Linked DNA regions of Homo sapiens: regions 1 and 3 are each linked to region 2. A link is a loop called in an ENCODE intact Hi-C map of the cell type or tissue named here. Cell type or tissue: heart right ventricle. All regions are shown on one strand.

Evidence for each region. Peaks named below come from ENCODE experiments on the same cell type or tissue, not always from the same donor. Only the 100,000 strongest peaks of a DNase experiment are listed, where the experiment ranks them.
Region 1: it touches region 2 in a loop (2.7-fold over the local background); 3 of 110 quality-filtered maps call a loop at or near these places.
Region 3: it touches region 2 in a loop (14-fold over the local background); 33 of 110 quality-filtered maps call a loop at or near these places.

What each region holds. Positions count from the first base shown.
Region 1 is chr7:91,344,442-91,349,441 of GRCh38, forward strand. The region is part of intron 3 of LINC02932 (long intergenic non-protein coding RNA 2932); the gene reads left to right. Among named protein-coding and RNA genes, the nearest start is that of LINC02932, 36 kb to the left of the region's middle. In heart right ventricle, no CTCF peak of the experiment used is centred here; a DNase peak (open chromatin) is centred at 3,074.
Region 2 is chr7:91,634,020-91,639,019 of GRCh38, forward strand. It overlaps LOC124901697 (a long non-coding RNA gene), which reads right to left and starts at 1,345. Exons shown (of 2, transcript XR_007060430.1): 1 at 1-1,345. In heart right ventricle, a CTCF peak has its summit at 2,309; no DNase peak of the experiment used is centred here.
Region 3 is chr7:91,286,048-91,291,047 of GRCh38, forward strand. LOC124901695 (a long non-coding RNA gene) reads right to left here and starts at 1,385. Exons shown (of 2, transcript XR_007060425.1): 1 at 1,260-1,385. In heart right ventricle, a CTCF peak has its summit at 2,357 (motif pointing right); a DNase peak (open chromatin) is centred at 2,394.

The DNA.
Region 1 (5,000 bases), 290 kb before region 2:
TCTTGGGTGGTTGAAAGCTTTTGGCCCTCAGCCTCACACTCAGCCGAGCACCTGAGGCATGTGGCTAAGCAGCATGAACTCCCACTCCCCCGTCTTGCACGATTGTTCACTCAGCTTAATTGTCAGCTCCTGCTAAGAACATGTAACATCTCATTTTCCCAGAGATTGTGGAAGTGTTGAGCTTTGCTTGTGGCCAAGTTGGGTAGCTGAATACACATCGTTTCCTTCGTTGATGCACAAAGGCAGGGACTGTCTAAATCTATCTCTGTACGTAGAGGCCTTTTATTGAATACCAGTTTCCAATTCTAGTGATGATCTGGACCCAAACGGTTTCCCTTTGTGTGTAATTGTGTGGGTAGATATTCTCATCCAACTCTGCCTATTTGCATACATTGCCAATCTTATTAAATTGAAAGAAGTAACCAAAACACATGTACACAATGACAAAAGTGATATTCAAGGCATGGAAGAAAGGAACACATGAAAGGCCCTTCTCTCTCCTCAGGGACTAGAGGGAAGAAATTAGTCTCTTGATTCGAGCTAAGCAGAGTACAGCAAGGTAAGACTGTGGAGAGCTCGATTAGCCTTGGTAACTGAATTGTGAACTTCCATCTTTAGTTGTTTGACTAAAACACCCATGTGGAAAGTGAAGAATCCAACCAAGCGTACAGATGATTTGTTTGTGTTGTACTAAGTGCTCTACTTTTCCTCTCGGTGGCAAGCAGATTTGAAAGGGAGATGAGTAACCATCGAAGTATCAATGATGCATCTCATGTCTCATGACACTGAATTCTCTTGCAATCTACCTGAACTATAAATAATAAAACTTCTGAAATCTAGCACTATTTTTAGAAAGGATAAGCCTTGTGAGTGTATGGGTTTAGGCTGCTGAGGTGATATGACTGAAAGGTCTACCTTATTCCACAACCTATTCAAATATCTTACACTGTTTTGTGCAAGTAATTCCATCATTAGAAGCTAATTTATTCATTTTTTCCTCAGGAGATTCTTTATTAAAACTCAAAAGCCTCTGGGAGAGGTAATTCACCTTGGGAAGATAAATTTATCTGAAATGTTTCTAAGATGATGAGTAAGGCAAGGGCCTCAGTAAAGTATCTATGCCCCACAGAGGAGACTGTAAAATTGGAAATGCCCAGCAGGTGCTGAAAGAACCTGAAAACAAGACTGGCCCTCTCTGCAGTATGCAAAGTGTCAGGAGCAGTTCCCTTGTAAACTATTAGCAAAAAGGAGAAATGGCCTCCTCCGGGATAGTCACTAACCACACCCAAACAGAGAGGAAGGTACTCAAATAGAAAATTGAAGTTTTTCATTTGTTTGTTTTATAGAATACTACACTAATAAAATTAAGTTTGGAGCCTTTTATTTATTTTATTTTATTTTTTTAGATGGAGTCTCACTCTGTCACCCAGGCTGGAGTGCAGTGGTGCAATCTAGGCTCACAGCAACCTCTACCTCCCAAGTTCAAGTGATTCTCCTGCCTCAGCTTCCCAAGTAGCTGGGATTACAAGCATGTGCCACCATGCCCAGCTAATTTTTGTATTTTTGGTAGACATGGATTTCACCTTGTTGGTCAGGCTAGTTTGGTCTCGAACTCCTGACTTCAAGTGATCCACCGCCTCGGCCTCCCAACGTGCTGTGATTACAAGCATGAGCCACCACGCCCATCCTGAAGCCTTTTGCTTTTAAGGTTTCCATTTCTGAGAGAGAGAGAGAGAACCCAAATGGGAGGGAAAATTGTCAATAGGGCCTGTGGAGACACTTTCTCTGAGAAAAGTTAGGTAAAACCAAAACTCTAGTAATGATAGGGTTGAGGGTAGATACAATGAGAGCAAAAGCCAATTTACAAAGAGGATCACATGTAAAAGGGTGCATGTCTGTTTTTTGTTTTGTTTTGTTTTGCTTTGTTTTGTCCAGAGCATAGGAGACTACAGGGAAGCAGGGACCCTTCAGTCGATTTTGCAATGAAGAAAAACAGTCTTGTGAGATTCTTAAAATTTGCCTGAAAAGGAAACTCATCTGATGTGTGTTTCAGCATCTTCAAAGATACTGCAGAAGGAAGGTTTTAACTGAATATCTCTGTCAGCAAGATGGTTTATCACACTCAACAGGAATGACAGTAGAAGGGAAAAAAAAGATGGGAAACCATTCTGGGGTGAGCAAAGGGTGACAACAGGATGGGAAAATCCAGCTTCACCAAATATTTATTCATGCTTATGTAAACCTCAATTAGCTATCTTAAAATGCTAAGTCTCTGTTGAAGAAAAGGAGTGCTTGGAAATGTGACTTGGAAGTTGGTTGGTGTCAGTTATTTTGCTGCATTGTTGATTAATGTAATTGAAGTATATATTACAGAAACAGAAAAGGAAATGTGACTTCTTCAGGGACCCATTAATTTCTTAAGCATAAAGTGTTTGAAGGTTCAAAGGCTTTGTTGAAGCTTATTTTAAATTTAAAATTTCCATTGCCAAGGGATTGATTACCATTCTTATATTAGCTTTGTCAAACACCAAGTTGATCTTAGTTCTTTCAAAGTTTTGTGGCACTTGACTGTTTTCAGAGCATTTTTTTAAAGAGAAGGCTGTCTTACAAGTTTTCTCAAGGACAGACTTGCTTTCTCTTTATAAGAACAGCAAGAGAAAAATTTCTAAAACCTTAAAAAGAGCAATTCCCACTGTCCCCAACTTTGGGATCTTGAAAGTCATTCCTGCAAGTCAGGTACCATTACCTCCTCATTCAAACACTTTCCCATATTTGTTTGTATTTGGTTTTCCTTTGACTTTAAAACATCAACCAATTTAGGCATCTTTGTGTATTTGAAGCTTTAGTTATGTTGTTTAGGGACTCCCCAAATTATTTAAGCTTTTCCCATCTCTCCACCCCAAATGACTACACATAATTCTTCTTATAGCTCTCTGCTGTCTTCCTCTGATCATTGTTTAAGGCACTCTCAGAAACAACACTCTCTGAAAGTGAGCCAAGATCTCCCAAGCACCAGTCTTTGTTTGTGCTGTCCCAGTAGTGAACTCATTAGTTCAAGAAGTCAGACAGCAGGATTTCCGGCTCCTTGGAAACCAAGCCAAAAAGAGAACTGTCATTTCACACAAGGGCAATAAGAAGAAATATGCCATTAGGAAATCAGGGTTAAGATGGCACTGCCATCCACCCAGATGAAGGTGTGGTAAGAGGATTGTGAGGCTGCATTAGAAACGAAAACATTGCGACCCAAGGCTTTGCCCCAGGAAATCAATAATGAGATTGTGGACACTCTAAGAGCAGTTCAACAGAAAATCTATTTTCTTACCAGAAGAAAGTTATTGTCTCTTCCTCAATTTTGCTCTTCCCTACCTTTCCAGTCCTGATGCTACTGCACGTTTTTGGGAGCATGAGGTCAAGCCAGCAGGGGCTTCCTGTTGGCCTACACCTCCTTCAGGGATGTCTCCAAGTACACTGGGCAGTGTGGATGGAAAGCTGTGACCAGAGCTCAAGAACTGTCCCTCCAAAGCTGCACCCATGCCTTGGTTTCATGCAGCCCTGAGAACTGTTTGGCCTTGGCTAACGGGGACATACATTCTCGTATCTGGTATGGAAGATTTTGCCTCAAGAAATGCTGTCACCCACATTGACTTTATTTTCAATGTTGTTTCTATTTGTGCTCAATTTTGGGGATGATAATCTTGATCCTATTGCAAATAATCTCAAAGGCAGAGGCAGGCTGGGTCTGGAGGAAGGTAGCGTGACTTTAAAGACACTCCCTCCCCCACATCTTCTCATAATGGTGTATTTTAGGCTTGCTTCTTGTTCCAGATCTTTGTCTCAGCCTTCCTTCTTACAAGCCACCCTCCAGAAACAAATGTATTCCAAGGGCCTGCTTCTGACTCCACCATCCCTAAAGAATTGGCAGGAGAATCTGGACTAAAAATGGCTTTAATGTGCTCTCAATCTCTAGTTAAACATTTGTAGATTAACCAGCTGAAAATAGTGAATTGTGAGACTGGGGTGTGAGTGTGTGTCTGTGTGTGTGTGTGTGTTGATAGGGAGGGGACATCAGGAACTAGGTAAGACCATAGTGGGTCTTATGTGTGGGGAGTGATTTCCTATCTGTTAGAGATGAAGTGGTGCCTATATCCACTGTCATGCGCAGACAGTCAAATGCCCAGCAAATGGGCCCTTAATAAAGGCAATGAATGATGACGATGTGGACTGGGGGGAAAGGGAAAATGTGAAGTAGAAACACAAAACCAGAGGCTACAGTTTCATTAATGCAAAACAAACAAATAAACAAACAAAAACAAAAAAATTCCAGTGGCTGGCTGCTGGACAGCATGGAGAAACACTTAAGGGGGCTGGACCTTGCTGTTATGGTCAAGCAAAAAGCCACTCCTGGGTATTACATTCCAATCTGGTAAGCACCAGAGAGGAAGCTGAGCAGGATTTCCTCTGGGGAATTCAGAGGTGCTGAGTTTTTGCACCATTTTTCAAACTTTGCAGGCCAGTTTCCTCTGCATCTAAGAGCATGGAGACATGCTTGGCATTCTTCACTCTTAAAGAGACTTCTTCTGTGGGGAGCTGCAGGGCTTTCACAGCAAGAGAGCTGGTGAGTGGCCTCAGTTCTGGGTTTTGATTTATCCAAAAGGAGTTGTTTGTTAACAGTAAGAGGGTAGATGCCTCTGCAGGAATCTATACCTCTGCCTCTGCCCCCACCATTTCTTTAGTATTCAACAAGCATGAAATTATGTCCTCACCATAACTAAGGTCAGGCACTGCCCAAGGCATTCAGGACACACAGGAGTAAGTGTCCCCTGCCAGGAGCACAGAGGTACACAGTATTACCACCATTTGAGAGGTGACAAAACAGGGTTGGAGAGGTTAAGTGGCTCAGAATCAGAGTATTCTAAATGGTGGTTTCATTAGATATCAAATTTGAGAATGTAAAAGCTGGAAGAGACCTTCCTGGTTTTCACAGACATTTCTCCTTCATC
Region 2 (5,000 bases):
GGCTTAAGCTCTAAGTATCAACCCACAGGGCAAGAACAGGGAGAACTCAGGGGAGAGGAGACCCAGTTCTCAAGATAAGCAGGTTTGGTGGAAAGTGCCTTTAATTGATTGACAAATCACTTAACCTCTAAGTATGTTGTCATCTGATACTGGTGCCTACCTGCCTATCTCACCTCATAGCTATTAGTGCAATGTAAGATCATGTCTTATGAGCAACTTACTGGAAAGCGTATTAAAACATAAAGCAAAAACAAAAACAAATATATATAAACCCCCATCGTAATGTGAATTACCATAATGATAACTTCTATTAAGCAGTTAGTAGTTATTGAACACTGACCACTTGCATTGTATACAGTAAACACAATTAAATCCCTTCACTTAAGTTTCTCTGAGTTCAGTGGAGAAGACAGGTGAGTAAATAAATAACCAAAACACAGGATGCCAAATACATACTTAGCATAAAGTACCACAGGGGTAAGGAAGAAGAGAGACCTCCTCTGTCTGGGGAAATGAAGAAAGGCTTCTCCGAGGCAGAGATGGTTGAGCTGAGTCCTGCTTGCTGAGTTTGCCAGAGGAGGCAATGGCAAGTCAGGAAGAGTAGCAGAGGCAGAGGCAGCCAGCATGTGCTGCCAGTCTATGCTGCTCGGCACTGCTTGGCCCAAAGAATAAAAAGCAAGGGAATGCCAAATCTCATCCCTAACTCCCCTGGCCTGATTCCATGCTCACCAAGCCACCTTCTGATGATAATTTGGCTTCCCACTTACATTTGCCTGCAGGGAAAGCACATGCTGGACAAGAAACTGGAGTACCCAGTCCACTCAATGATTACATTTCTCATTGTAAATTAATAAATCAGCATTCTGGCTGATGCCATTTTTAAAGTTCAGACATGAAACTATCACTTATAAGGCAGATGCAAAGGAAATTAGGTGAAAATTCACCAGGAAATCAGCCTTCAGGCTGCCAAGGAGTACAATGACAGAACAGCTGTGCAAACACCACAGGTAACATCCGGAAATGGGCTCCTGACAAAGTCATATTACACAGCATGGCTCTCCCCACATGAAGTGCTCCCTCTCACATTTTTCTCCATTGTTAAATTCCCCTCAAATAGCCCAGCAAAAAGTCAGCATCAAATGTCAGTCATCCCAGACTCCTGGAAACCCAGGTCTGGAGAGAAGGAAATATCTATTTTACTGAATCCTTTACCCTTCCTGTTATGGACTGAATTGTGTCCCCCCAAATTTGTGTGTGGAAGCCCTAATCTCCACTACCTCAGAATGTGACTGTATTTGGAGACAGTGTCTTTAAAAATGTAATTAATATATCAAAGAGAGATCTGCACTTCCATGTTTATTGCAGCACTATTCGCAATAGCCAAGGTTGGAAGCAACCTAAGTGTCCATCAACAGATGAGTGGATAAAGAAAATGTGGTACGTATATACAAAGGAATACTATTCATCCATAAAAACATGAGATCCTGTCATTAGCAACAACGTGGATGGAACTGGAGATCATTATGTTAAGTGAAATAAGCCAGGCACAGAAAGACAAACTTCACATGTTCTCACTTATTTATTGGAGCAAAAATCAAAACAATTGAACTCATGGGGATAGAGAGTAGAAGGATGGTTACCACAGGCTGGGAAGGGTAGTCGGGGAGGAAAGTGGAGACGGTTAATGGGCACAAAAAAATGGTTAATAGTTAAAATAAATGAGGTCTAGTATTTGATAGCACAACAGAGTGACTACAGTCAACAATAATTTATGGTACATTTAAAAATAACTAAAAGAGTATAATTGTGTCATTTGCAACACAAAGAAAGGATGGATGCTTGAGGTGATGGATACGCCATTTTCCCTGATGTGATTATTACACATTGCATGAGATACCAAAATATCTCACATACCCCCAAAATATGTACACCTACTATGTACCCACAATTAAAATTAAAAAAAATTAAAGCCTGTAAGGTAAACATAGTACTCAATAAATATTTGTCGAATAATAAATATTGAACCTAAAAAAACAACAAAAACAAAGAGAACAACATAATTAAGATTACAAGAGGTCATTAGTGTGGGCCTTAGTTGAACATAACTGGTGTCCCCGTGAGAACAGATGGATTAGGACACAGACACACACAGAGGAAAGAAATGTGAGGGCACATTGAAAAGATGGCCATCTACCAGCCAAAGAGAGAGGCCTCAGACGAAATCAACCTTGCCGACACCTTGATCTCAGACTTCTAGCCTCCAGGTCTGTGAGGAAATAAATTGCTGTTGTTTAAGCGCCCCCAGTCTGTGGTACTTTGTTATGGCAGCCCTAGCAAATAAATACACTTCCATTGAGATTCTTTCCTCCAACCATTCCAAACAGAAGATGTCTACCTGGGACCTTTAACAACATGGAAAACTGTCTACCACTGTCATCAAGAATGCATTTTAGTCTATCATGCTTATCTCCACTCCAGTTACTCAGGTGGGTGGCTTTGGAGCCCTATATGTGATAAACGTTGTCTAATCTTGCTAAAGTAACCACAGCCATGGTGTCTGAGGCATAAGCGCTTGAAAGTATAATGCTTTTACAACCTGCACAAAGTCTTTGACACAGACAAGATGAAGGACTCATATAATGAAAGCACAAAAACTTATGATTATCCTAATGTTGTCTTGATATTTTACAAAATTTCTGTAAAAATCAATACCCTGTTGGATAGGTGAGCCAAGGAGAGTCAGACCACTGTCCAGCTAATTCCTGAAGATATAAACCATGGAACAATAACAATTCATTTGAAAAACTCCTAAACCTCTCTTATTTAACAACTTATTTCTGAATGGGTGGAGTCTCTCTGTTACAGACTTACAGTTTCAAGATTTGCTTGCACACATGGGTGAGTTTTTTTTGCAAGCTGTCTCAATGAAAACCGGTTTGAGAAACTGGAAGCCTTTCAGTTTGCAACCGGAACTGGAGTCAAATAAGTTTTACCACTGCTTCACTTGCTTTTTGTTTGTTTGTTTTGTTTTGACCATTTATTATTTTGTGAGAAGCAACACTAACTGAAATATACCACATTTGAGGAGTAAAATTTCTTCTTTTTTTTTTTTTTTTTTTGAGATGGAGTCTCGCTGTTTCGCCCAGGCAGGAGTGCAGTGGCGCTATCTCGGCTCACTGCAAGCTCCGCCTCCTGGGTTCACGCCATTCTCCTGCCTCAGCCTCCCAAGTAGCTGGGACTACAGGTACCCGCCACCGCGCCCAGCTAATTTTTTGTATTTTTAGTAGAGACGGGGTTTCACCGTGTTAGCCAGGATGGTCTCGATCCGTAATGTTCTTAATTCCCAACACTCAAAGTCTGTTGCAATTCAGTCTCCCATTAAAAATGTTCCTGTTCCATCAACAGTTATAAGTCATGTGGATAATATGGACCGTTGAAATGACATGATGGAAATGGCGCTTTACCTATATGGTCTTCCTCAGAAAAACAAGTAACTCCAGTCTAATAATGAGAAAAGTGTGAGACAAATCCTGTGTCACAACGTGAGGGAAATTTGACTAAATGCCTGACCAATAATTCTCAAAGTTGTGAAGGTCATCAAAAACAAGGAGGGTTTGGAAAACTGTCACAGACCGGAGGATACTAAGGAGATAATGGAATTTGAATCAAATCCTGGAATGGAAAAAGAACATTAGATAAAAATGAAGGAAATCTGAATAACATATGAACTTTAGTTCATAATAATTTATCAATACTGATTTACTAATTGTAACAAATATACATGGTCTATTAATTGTAACAAATAGTCATTATGATGTTACCAATAAGGGAAACTGGGTGTGGGGTGTACGGGAAGTCTATGTACTATCTTCACTATTTTTCTGTAAATCTAAAACTGTTCTAAAATAAAAGGTTTATTTTTAAAGCATACCCTGTTTAACTCTTCCCAATGGCCATGGTTGTCTGTAAGCGGCTCTAATACATAGCCAGACAGTCTTCTCCAAGATTCTAATATGTGGCTCCCCTCCTCTTCTGATCCCTCTCCCAGTGCAACTTCTGCACGTATTTCATGTAAGCACTTTATTTTTCAGTAATAAGAGCTTCTTTTAACTCTCAACAGTCATTTGAAGGTTGCTGCTCCCTCCTCTTTAAAACATACTTTAGTGGAGGCTTCATATCATCATCTCATCCACTGCACAGCACATGACTCTTGTCTTGATGTTTTCTCCACTGGGATGTCTACAACTTCAATTCCTGGGGCATCTTTCTCACAGTATAAGCCCCAAGTTTTCATTAAATAAAGCCCTTTGGGGCCAAAACTCAGCTGCTAGAAGCAATAGAGAGACGCCAAGAGGCCCCACACTAAATCAGTGTGAGGGAAATCAATACCAGGAAGAGCTGGGTATAAATGTTTTCAGCCCTTAGCATTCAAGTCCCGCAATGCTAAAAGCATCCAGATGCATGCCACCTGGGATCCAAAGTCCCTAAAGAGTATTCTTTTCCTGTTGAATCACTTGGGGTTCAGGTTATTTTTTGTTGCTTTTATGTGGTTGGTTTTTAATCAAAAAGCAGTGTGTGTTTGCAGAAAAAGCCTCTTGGCCTCAATATTCAACTCACAGTCCAGTTGACTTGCTGTATTCAGAGTCGAACAGACCTTGATCTTCATTTATTATTCAATAAGAAGAATACAATTAGCCTGGAGTTGGTTTTTAGACCCAAACACAAAGAAAGGCCCACATATCCGAGGAGGAATAATTCCACTTCCCCTATAACTGATGTGATGATGGAGCAAGTAGCAGGCAGCAAATCGATATTCCACCATCCTCCTGAACGCCAGGATTAGAGGGAGTCTTTGCCTCTGCTCGGAAAGCAGGGGAAGACAGACCTGCCTTGCAAATATTTACTGAAGGGAGCCCTTTTTACTTTGCAAATCATTGATTTACAAAGTGTATGAGTGCTAAGAGAAAGAAAGCTTATGAAATTCCAATGATTTATGCTTA
Region 3 (5,000 bases), 350 kb before region 2:
ACTGGAAAACTGTGAAGAAAATGTGGAAGAGGGAGGGGAAAAGATAAAGAGGAAGCGGACCATTAATATAAATAGATTTTAAAAATGATTGCATGTGGCAAATGAGATCACACTGTGAGTCAAACATGCCTTTGTATCTACAACACTGCCAGAATTCTCTTTTAATGAGGACCAAGGCATCTCCTGGGGAATAACTTACCTTAGGCCAGAGTCAAATCCCTCCAGCTTGGTGGAAGATCAGTGCTCAACTTTCAGGAGTGGGATGTACACCAATAGTACCCGTGGATCTACCCTTAAAGCCAACTAAGAAGGCAGCCTGAGAATGAACACTGAAAGGGCTGTTTTCATAAAAAATCTGTAAGAGATTTTTCTTTTTTCTTTTACTTTTTATTTTAATGAAAATCTTTGGCATGCTGTGCCACTACATTGATAAAATGCACCATGAAAAGTGCCCTACTTCATTGGAGAATTCATTATGACTTCGTGGAGCAGAAAGAGTTGGCTCATTGGCAGCAATTTGAGTGGATTTGGTTCGCTGGAGGTATCATGTTACTGCGTCATCAGTGCAGGTGGGGCTGACTGGCTTTGACAGTAAAAGGAGGTGGCCCAGTGCCAACAGGGGCAGCAGAGGGGCTGCAGGAGTGCCTTCATAGATGCCGCACAGATGCTGCACACTGCCAGAGCAAATCTCAGGGAAGGAAAGATGGGGCGTCATACAGTGATTGTGAAGATTATGCTCTTGAGCACATGTGAAACACCTTTCGGAGCTCCTGAATTTAGTAGGCAAGGGTGAATTTTGAGAATAGACTGAAAGAGTTAACCATAGTTAAGCCTGCCTGGGGTGTAGGTTATGAATAGAGTAACATGTAATTTATTGTACAAACAGAGATGCCTTTGAAAATGAAGGATTTGCTACTAATAATTACACCAAGACAACAGATATAAACTATGACTGCCCTGGACAAACTGGAATGCATTGTCACACTATGAGGGACTGTCACCTTCGATTGTTAGTTTTGCCATGCTTGCTCTTTTATTCTAACCATGTACTGTTTTAAAATCAGAAAAATATAAGACACTATAATTTACCAGAAGAAATAAAAATCGAGTACGAGGGCAAAGATAGCAGCATAATGTTTACATTGTTAGGGTGACCCTAGTCCCCCCAACCATCATCCCCCTCCTGACCCCACATCACAGTTTAGAAAATTACATCTGCAAATTATTCAACATCCACTGGCGACCCCAGAGCAGCCTACCTTCCTTAGCAAGGCCATGCTGTCCCAGCAGTTCTGATGTGCCCTCACTTTAGTTATTTGATTTTCTGCTTTTTCTCTCTGAGATAGTAGCCTTCCAAGGTTCAAAGGGACATTTGAATGTTAAAAGCCTGGAGGTAAAGTTTACAAACACAATGCTTCCTCATCACAGCTGGCCACATCAGTCCTGTCAAAATGCTAATGGTAGAATGTTTCTTTATAAATAGAGTACCCATGAGATCAAGATCTTAATTTACTTTGTTCCTAATTCACAAAGGGAAGTTGCCTTCTTTTTTAAAACTAAGTTGAGGTTCTGTCTTTAGTAAATTCTTACATGTAGCTGGAAATTTCCATTGCAAAGTGTACTTGTTTTGTTTTAAGCTCTTTCCAAGTGACTTTATAACTTTTTTAACGTTTTGGCGTCGGCACTCTTCCTCTGTCCACAGAGCTGGTAAAGACAGAATTATGAACTCTTCTGGCGTTGTCCCAGCCCACTTCTTGGAGCCTTTATGAGAGAAGAAGTTTGGCAACTCACCTCCCAGTGCCCACAGGGGTGCAAATGAAGCTGGAGCTGAAGCCATCTATGAGAGCAGCTGGACTGCCAGTCCAATGACTATAACTCTGATAGCTCCACACAAGTTGAGAAGCAGCTTTTCAGCTGTGACAGGCAAGGCCCAGCAGGGGAAGTAGCTCACTGTCTGGTTTGATTTAAGATCACTGCCAAAAAATTTTCTTCATTAACTTCACAGTTATCTAAGCTCTATGAAGGCAGGGGTTTTTGTGTTTTGCTTATAGGAGTATGCTCAGGGCCTAGAACAGTGCCTGGGTTATAGTAGGAGCTCAAAAATATTTGTCGAATAAAAGCATATTTCTTCACCTTCAAAATGTCAAGATGGGATATTAATAAAACCTGTATCCAGGACTGATAGTCAGCTGATTTCCATTCTGATATATCATTTCAGTGTCACAGGATTGTTGTGGTGATTGTATGAATTAAAACATGAATTAAAGCACTTACAATAAAACCTGACACATATCAAGTGGTTAATAAATGTCAGCTGCCATCAATTTCAAGGCACAGAGGTTGACACCGAGGAAGATTGGGGAACACTGTAGGATCCCAGCAGGGGGCACTCCTGAGTTCAAGAAGCAATAACTGGTTCCTGCTGGGTCCTACTTGACTATGGGGAAGGACAGTTGCCAATGATGCTGTAGTCCTTGCTTCATGGGCCCAGGCTTACACCTGGCCAGAGGTCATACATTAACTTGTCATCAATAAATGGCATTTATGCCATCTGCACATGGATACTGTTCTCTTAGTGAGGAGATGGCAAAGTTCTGAAAGAATGGATCACAGGGCAGATAAGTTTTATCAGAGCGTGGGACAGTGCCCAAGAAGGGATAGCCCAATACTGCCAGGGTGGGGCACTTTGGAGGAGAGTGGCTAAGAGTGAGTGGCACGGGGAGCAGGGTGTAAGCAGAATAGGTAGGGGGGCTCTGCCACTAAAATATCTATTGACTACCCAGGAATAAAATGTGTTACAAAGATGAGAAGCTCAACAGTATTCTCAGAAGGCTTTTCAACTTAATTTCCCTGTTCCTTTTCCTAATTAGAACCTTGATCAATTTAGGATACAGTATATGGTACTCTTTGGTTAGGTTTATGTGTATGTAAGAATCAGGTCAATTGTAGAAGGTTAAACTGGATTAGAATGTATACTATTTGTGCATTTGGTAACAATAATTCTTATACTTCCCATTTGTATAATGCATTGTATATATTATATACAGATAATAATCTATATTATATAGAGGTTATATTATATATAGATTTCTATATATAATCTACTTTGTTACTATATATAATCTATATACATTACATATAAAATCTATTTTGTTACAATAACTCTGTGAGGTTTATAGGGGATGTAGTATGAACTCTATTTAACATGTGTAGAAAATAAGGCATGAAGAATTAAGAGGCAAGGATAGTGGTAAAAGTCCCTGGGGATGGGAAATGGCATTTTCGTTAGTGTTCTACTAATCGTCAGAGCAGGGTTTTCTGACTTCAGATTCAAAAAAGATTTTTCTTTTCAAGCATACTTGGCTACCCCTCACCCACAGATTAATTGAAAAAGCTTCTGGGCTCCACCAGTTTTGCTCCCTATTAAATATACTAATTGAAGAGCAAACTAATTCTGTCTCTAAACCAGTCATTCTAGAGGATATGCAAGATGACCCACTGAAGTGTTGGAAGAAAATGCTAGGATTTACAGTTTTATATTTTTTGGATGTGTTAAAATGAACATAATTCATTACTACAGTATACCTTAATACATATATAAGCACATATAGCAATACATGTGTAGAATTTATAAGTAAGTGTATTTACAAATATTGAGATGCATACTTTTTTTTTTTTGGCACAGAACCGCAGTTTCAAGAAAGACTGGCAACCATTGTTCTAAACTGGTAACTACTCTACCTACAATGTCTGCATTGTTTTTAGCTAAGCACACTTCTCCTTTTGTTTTACCTTATGTTTTGTGCAACAGAGGGTGGCAACGAGCTGCTGTACCCAGAATAACAGAAGCTTTGAGTGAGAAAGGCCTGGAGGGATCAATTCGCCTAACCCCTTCATTTGACAGGGGAAGAAACTGAGGCTTACAGGGGTTAAGGGATTTGCCCAAGCTGAAAAGTTGAGGTTGAGCTCAACAATATGGGAAACGGATGGAAAATCCAGTTAATGCTTAGCTAGCCATGGTAATGTGTCATGGAGTTGGCTTGCAGAAATTAAATCCGTTAATAATCCCCAAACCTTATTTTAGCCAGAACTTTTAAATGCCTCACCTATCAACCCTTTTTTAAAAGATAATAATGTAATGGTTTTGTTTCTCTGGGCACCCATGAATACTGCATTAAGCAAAAATGTCACACATACAGTGTGCCCTGGGTATCTGGTTATAAATACAAATGTGGAGACTACTTATAGCTATATAATTATATATATATCAATTAGAAAAAACAGTTGCATTGAAACAAGTATACTACCCATCCTGGCCTGTTGTAAAGAATGGAACAAAATTATAATATTCTCCAACAGGCAAATTATTGCTCACTCAAAATCCACTGAATCTTGAAACACTACCAGTTTTCTTCTAAAGGGAATTTCATCTCAGAATTTAAGACCAGATCAATGCTGCACTATTTATCACATGCTAAATTCTAGTAAGTATTTGTTTCTATTTCTGGACTCACCATTCTCTTCCATTAATTTAGTCATGTACTTCATTACCAGTGCCTAAGGGTTTTATTTACTGAAATATTATGACCAATAAGATTAGTATCCTTTCATCACTCTTAAATCTTATAAAGTTTAAACCCCACCACTAGGCAAAATCATTTTGCCTGTTCAAAAGCAAAGCAAAACAAAAATGCCCAAAACTACCATCACGAACAAACAGCATACTGGTATTATTGGAAAACTCAGGAAATTTATAGATTGATTTAGGGAGAATTGACTTTTTAATATTGAGTCAGTTTTTCCCTAAAGTAGGATATTTAAATCTTTTTAAATTACGATATACCTTTCCATTTATTAAATCATTTATGTTTCCTTGGCAAATGAGATTTTTCGTTCATATATATATATATATATATAAAATATATATATATTTTTTTGAGACGGAGTCTCGCTCTGTCACCCAGGGTGGAATGCAGTGGTGTGATCTCAGCTCACTGCAA